Linked DNA regions of Homo sapiens: region 1 is linked to region 2. Evidence: chromatin contacts called from ENCODE POLR2A ChIA-PET data. All regions are on one chromosome and are shown on one strand. The core of a region is the stretch at or near the end of the contact, and the rest is flanking DNA. Distances in the headings are between cores, read along the strand shown.

Evidence for each region. ChIA-PET counts read pairs that join two places held with the same protein, here RNA polymerase II (POLR2A).
Region 1: POLR2A ChIA-PET joins it to region 2 with 22 read pairs in activated CD4-positive, alpha-beta T cell. The contact joins two enhancer-like sites. POLR2A ChIA-PET finds 5 or more read pairs at or near these places in 2 of 52 experiments (T-cell and activated CD4-positive, alpha-beta T cell).

The regions. Positions count from the first base shown.
Region 1 is chr12:56,580,116-56,583,426 of GRCh38, forward strand. It overlaps RBMS2 (RNA binding motif single stranded interacting protein 2), which reads left to right. Exons shown (of 14, transcript NM_002898.4): 6 at 1,069-1,148; 7 at 1,284-1,393; 8 at 1,718-1,764; 9 at 1,944-2,037. Among named protein-coding and RNA genes, the nearest start is that of BAZ2A, 49 kb to the right of the region's middle. RefSeq lists an enhancer at 2,031-2,080. Within about 2 kb of position 1,901, at least 5 of the 41 ENCODE cell types and tissues checked have a DNase peak (open chromatin) inside an H3K27ac peak, as active enhancers do.
Region 2 is chr12:56,045,963-56,049,212 of GRCh38, forward strand. No RefSeq gene overlaps it. Among named protein-coding and RNA genes, the nearest start is that of RPS26, 5.7 kb to the left of the region's middle. RefSeq lists enhancers at 59-652, 1,243-1,537 and a cis regulatory region at 1,142-1,516. Within about 2 kb of position 1,334, at least 6 of the 41 ENCODE cell types and tissues checked have a DNase peak (open chromatin) inside an H3K27ac peak, as active enhancers do.

The DNA.
Region 1 (3,311 bases), core at 651-3,150, 530 kb after region 2:
AGAGACGGGGTTTCACCATGTTGGCCAGGATGGTCTTGATCTCCTGACCTTGTGATCCGCCCGCCTCAGCCTCCCAAAGTGCTGGGATTACAGGCGTGAACCACTGAGCCTGGCCTTTTTTTTTTTTTTTTTTTTAACACAGATTCTCGCCCTGTTGCCCAGGCTGGAGTGCAATGGCGTGATCTCGACTCACTACAACCTCTGCCTCCCAGGTTCAAGCGATTCTCTCACCTCTGCCTCCTGAGTAGCTGGGACTACAGGCAAGTGCCACCACTCCCGGCTAATTTTTGTATTTTTAGTAGAGATGGGGTTTCTCCATGTTGTCCAGGCTGGCCTCAAACTCCTGACCTCAAGTGATCTGCCTGCCTCAGCCTCCCAAAGTGCTGGGATTACAGGCGTGAGCCACCGCACCCGGCGGATCAGAGGGTTTTTGTGAGTGTCCTAACTCACAGAGCTCTGGGTGGCGAAGTGGTGCTGGAATCTCAGTCTTCTGATTCCTTATTTCTCTTTCTCCAACAAGAAACTAACTCAGTAGACTCCAACATTCCTTTTTCTATCACTATGGGCCATGAACTCTTTCTTATTGCTTTTTCCTTCCACAGATTCATGAAATATTAATGATATTATCAATAGCTAATTAGACCTTGACCTTAATTACAACAAGGAGCAAAAAATAAATATTGGCAAATTCTTAGCTTGTACAATTTTATCAAATTAAAGGAACAATTTTCATTCAGAATTTTCTAATAAAAAATAATGGTAACAACCTCTATTTCTTGTATTCTTATTTATATGGCAGATACAAGAGAGGGCCCATGTTAATAGTCTGAAGACTGCCATTATTCCTATGAGGATCCCATACAGGGACCAGTTGAAAGAACCTTCATTACAAGCTGGGGTTACCTCTTCAAGAACCTTGAATTTGTGTGGCAGACACTCTGTGTTTCTGTAGTCATAACATTTGGAGCAGTTGTGGGGCTGGGAACTTAGAGCTTTGCTTTCTCTTTCAATGTGTGGAGAGCACAGATCCTGGAGAAGCTAGAGCCTAACCCCTCTTATGCTCCTTAGGATGGAGTCCACAGAGAAGTGTGAAGCCATCATCACCCACTTTAATGGAAAATATATTAAGACACCCCCTGGAGTACCAGGTGAGGCATCTGGGGCTCAGGCTGAGAGGGCCACAGGTTGTTACTTCCAGTGAAGATTCTGGAGCAGCTTTGCATGACTGTGCCTGGGCCACATGAGGTGGGACTCAGCTGCCCATCTGCCTTCTCTCTCGGCAGCCCCATCCGATCCCTTGCTTTGCAAATTTGCTGATGGCGGGCCAAAGAAACGACAGAACCAAGGAAAATTTGTGCAAAATGGACGGGCTTGGCCAAGGAATGCAGACATGGTAAGAGGACCTCTGAGGAGACAGGAGTACTAACGACATTAAAGTGGAACGGAAATGATCATGGCATGATTTCTGTGAGCTTAGGTGGAAAGCTTGAGAGCTACAGTACGTAATTGAGAAATGCTGGCTGTGAACATACTGCCAGTTTGTTCTCGAGTGTGGCTTTGCGGCCTGCACAATTAGAAAAACTCTGAAACAGCTGTAGTGGGACTTGTCTAGGCTTTAATTTGTTAAACCAAAACATTCCCAGCCTTGGACATTCTGGGCCAGCTCCTATTCTCACTCAAGGGCTCACAATGTGAACACTGTGTTCTTTCTTTATAGGGCGTCATGGCCTTGACCTATGACCCCACCACAGCTCTTCAGAATGGGTAAGGTTTTATATAATCAAGCCACCTGAAAATGATAATGGCCTGTGTCCAGACACTCAAATGATTCATCTTGATTCTCTCTATTTGAAAGTCAAGGGAACGTTGGCTGTGCCTATCAGTTGGGACCCTTCCCTTGTGGTTTCCTGTGACTCAGTACTGATTGAGGTTCCTTCCCACAGGTTTTACCCAGCCCCCTATAACATCACCCCCAACAGGATGCTTGCTCAGTCTGCACTCTCCCCATACCTTTCCTCTCCTGTGTCTTCGTATCAGGTATGTTCATGCCTGAAAAATGGTGTGGTGGTTTTCCCTACTACTGTGCTTTAAGTGAAGTAATATAAGGCTAGGAACTACTTGTTTTTTGTTTTTCCTTTTAATCATATTACACACAATTTTACATAACAGCGTAAAAGATGATCTGTGCATGTGGTCATATATATGGTATACAGTTTTAATGGTGTCCTCTTACTCCCCCTCCACCACCTCCACAAGTAAACTCATGTTAATGTCCTACTGTGTAGCATTTGTCATATTTTTTCATATGAATACACATATGTATAGCATTTGGGGAGTTGTTTATTTTACAAAAATTGGACCAGATTAAATATATTTTTACATTCACTCATCTCACTTAACAGTATCCTACACCAGTGATTCTCAAAGTGTGGTCCCTGAACAAGCAGCATCAGCATCATCTGAGAATTTTTAGAAACAGAAATTTTGGACTACCCTCCAAATCTACTGAATTACAAACTCTGAGGATGGGGCCCAGTGATCTGGGCTTTTGTTTGTTTGTTTGTTTGTTTTAAGAGGGCGTCTCCCTCTGTTGCCCAGGCTGGAATGCAGTGGTGCAATCTCGGCTCACTGCAATCTCCGCCTCCTAGGTTCAGGCGATTCTCCTGTTTTAGCCTCTGGAGTACCTGGGATTACAGGCATGCGCCACCACGCCCAGCTAATTTTTGTTTTTTTTAGTAGAGACGGGGTTTCACCATGTTGGCCAGACTGGTCTCAAACTCCTGACCTCAGGTGATCCGCCCGCCTCGGCCTCCCAAAGTGCTGCGCCACGCCCAGCCGTGATCTGGGTTTTAACAAGCCCTCCAGGTGATTCTGTTGCAGCTAATGTTGAGATCCTCTGCTCTAATTTTATCTTTTTTAATGGTTGCATTATATTTCATGCTGCAGATATGCCAGAATTCTTTAGCTATACCCAATGGGGGCATTCACTTAGATTCGTTTTTTTGCTGCTATCAATAATGCTCCACTAAACACCCTTGTGCTATATTTTTATATATGAATGCTTCTATTTCTGGGGGCTAGAGTCCCAGGAGGTGGATTGCTAGGTTGAATGCTATATGGATTTTCAGTTTTATAGATGTTGCCAGATTGCTTTCCACAAAGGCTGTGTCACCTCACATTTCTACCAGCCATGTATGAAAGTACCCATTTCCTTCCAGGCATAGGTGCTACTGCTCTTTTAAAATTGTTCCTGTCTTGCTGGGCACGGTGGCTCATACCTGTAATCCCAGCACTTTGGGAGGCCGAGGCAG
Region 2 (3,250 bases), core at 84-2,583:
CTCTCTCTCTTACCCAGGCTGGAGTGCGGTAGCCCGATCTCGGCTCACTGCAACCTCCGCCTCCCGGGTTCAAGTGATTATCCTGCCTCAGCCTACCAGTAGCTGGGATTACAGGTGCCCGCCACCATGCCCGGCTAATTTTTGTATTTTTAGTAGAGATAGGGTTTCACCATGTTGGCCAGGCTGGTCTTGAACTCCTGATCTCAAGGGATCAGCCCACCTCAGCCTCCCAAAGTGCTGGGATTATAGGCGTGAGCCACCGCGCCTGGCCAGGAATCTGCATTTTAATAGTGTCCCAAGTGATTGTGATGCAACTGGTCTGTGGACTATACTGCAGAGCAGATGGTGAAGGGAATGTTGCATTTGGAGGATTTTATTGATGATGAATCCTGGGTTCCAGAAAGCTGTGAAAGGGTTTCAGGAGATGGGGAAGAGTGCAAATGGGGTCAGAAAGGACTGCATGAGAACCAGAATCTGAGAGACGTGGAATGAGCTGGAGGCTTGGGCTTCTGGTGGTGACTGCACGAATAGGTGCAACTGAGCCATGGTGAACATCATGCTCACAAGCCAAGTGTGCAGTGTGACTTGGAGTCCCAACTCACTATCTACAGGCCCAGGGACCCTGACTTCACAGCTGCCTCCCAAGGCTATTTTCCTAACCTTTTCTCTCTACTCTCTTAGATCAGTGTTGGACTCATCATTTCTGAAATATGAGAATGTGTGGGAAGGCAGCAAGGTGAGATAGGCCCAGAAACATTGGGAGGGGTGTGGGGAGCACTAGGAGAGGAGGAGATCGATTGGGGTGGGGAAGAGGAATACAGTCTCCCTCCCACATCCCTGGACCCCAGAAAGAAGTCCTGAAGACACATCCTTTTTTCTAGTATAATGCACTATTTACCCTGATTCAGGCACTCTGAATGAAAGGTGACTTCCGGATCAGGCGCCCTGGCTCACGGCTGTAATCCCAACACTTTGGGAGGCTGAGGCGGGTGGGTCACCTAAGGTCAGGAGTTTGAGACCAACCTAACCAACACGGGGAAACCCCATCTCTACTAAAAAATACAAAATTAGCCGGGCGTGATGGCACGCGCCTATAATCCCAGCTACTTGGGAAGCTGAGGCAGGAGAATAGTTTGAACCTGGAAGTGGAGGTTGCAGTGAGCCAAGATCATGCCACTGCACTCCAGCCTGGCGAAAGTGCGAAATTCTTTCTGGAAAAAAAAAAAAAGAAAAAGAAAATTGGGTGACTTTCTCAGGCTACAGTTAAAGATGATGTCATGAGTAGTTAACCAGGCCTCATTGATGTTAGTACCTCGGGATGACCATAGAGGGCAGTGTCGTGCAGGAGTTAAGAGCCCAGCTTCGGAGTCTGACAGACCTAAGTTTGAGTCCTTCCTTCGCTCTTTGGTAGCTTTGTGTGTAGCTTTGGGCAAGTTACTCTATCTAAACCTCCAAAAATTAATTTAAAAACACTTCACAAGAACATTTTGAGAACTAAATGAAATAATCTTTGCAAAGGACTTTGCAAAGAACCTGCCAGATAGGCCGGGCGCGGTGGCTCACGCCTGTAATCCCAGCACTTTGGGAGTCCGAGGCGGGTGGATCACGAGGTCAGGAGATCGAGACCATCCTGGCTAACATGGCGAAACCCCATCTCTACTAAAAAATACAAAAAAAAAATTAGCCGGGCGTGGTGGCGGGTGCCTGTAGTCCCAGCTTCTCGGGAGGCTGAGGCAGGAGAATGGTGTGAACCCGGGAGGCGGGGCTTGCAGTAAGCCGAGATCACGCCACTGCACTCCAGCCTGGGCGACAGAGCGAGACTCCGTCTCAAAAAAAAAAGAAAAAAAAGAACCTGCCAGATAATGCAACATTACAAATGGCAGTGGTTACTATTTTTGGCCCAGTCTTACTCTGTAAGTCTTAAAAAAAAAATCAGTGTTTTTTTGCAGATTTATTGAGGATAATTGAAGTATAATACATTGTAGGTATTTAACGTGTACAATTTGAAAAGTTTTGTGTTTGTTTTTTTGAGACAGACTCTCACTCTGTCACCCAGGCTGGAGTGCAATGGCGCCATCTCGGCTCACTACAACCTCCGCTTCCCAAGTTCAAACAATTATACTGCCTCAGCCTCCCGAGTAGCTGGGATTACAGTCATGTGCCACGAGGCCCACTAATTTTTGTATTTTTAGTAGAGACGGGGCTTCACCATGTTGTCCAGGCTGGTCTTGAACTCCTGACCCCATGATCAGCCTGCCTCCGCCTCCCAAAGTGCTGGGATTACAGGCATGAGCCACTGCGACTGGCCGAAGTTTTGACATATACCCAAGTGTATACCCATGAAACCATCACCATACTCAAGATAATTAACATATAGATCACCCCAGAAGTTGCCTCTTGCTCCTTTGTAATCTCACCATCCTGCCACTCCCAGCACTGTCCCCAGGCAACCACTGACCTGCTTTCTGCAACTATAGATTAGTTTGCATTTCTAGAATTGTAGAATCGTACATAAATGGAATCCCACAGTATATATGTGTGTATACTAAAAACATATAAATTAGCCAGGCATGGTGGCAGGCGCCCATAATCCCAGCTACTTGGGAGGCTGAGGCAGGAGAACTGCCGGAACCCGGGAGGTGGAGGTTGCAGTGAGCCCAGATCGTGCCACTGCACTCCAGCCTGCGTGACAGAGTGAGACTCAAAAAAAAAAAAAAAAGAAAAAGAAAAAAAACTTGCTACAAACATTTGTGTACAAAGTCTGTGTGGACATATGCTTTCTTTTCTCATATGTAAATAGAGTCATGTGTCCTCAAGAACAGGGATATGTTCTGAGAAATTCATCCTTAGGCAGTTTTGTCATATGAACATCTTAGAGTGTACTTACACAAACCTAGATGGTATAGTCTACTACACACCAAGGCCATATGGTAGAGTCTATTACTCCCAGGCTACCAACCTATGCAGCATGCTACTGTACTCAACGCTGTAGGCAATTGTAACATAATGATATTTGTGTATCTAAACATAGAAAAGATACAGTAGGCCAGGCACTGTGGCTCATGCTGGTAATCCCAACACTTTGGGAGGCTGAGGCGGGCTGATTTCTTGAGACCAGGAGTTTAAGACCAGCCTGACCAACATGGTGAAACCCCGTCTCTACTAAAAATACAGAAATTAGCCAGGCGTGGTGGCAGGTATCTGTAGTCCCAGCTACTTGTGCGGCTGAGGCAGGAGAATTGCTTTAACC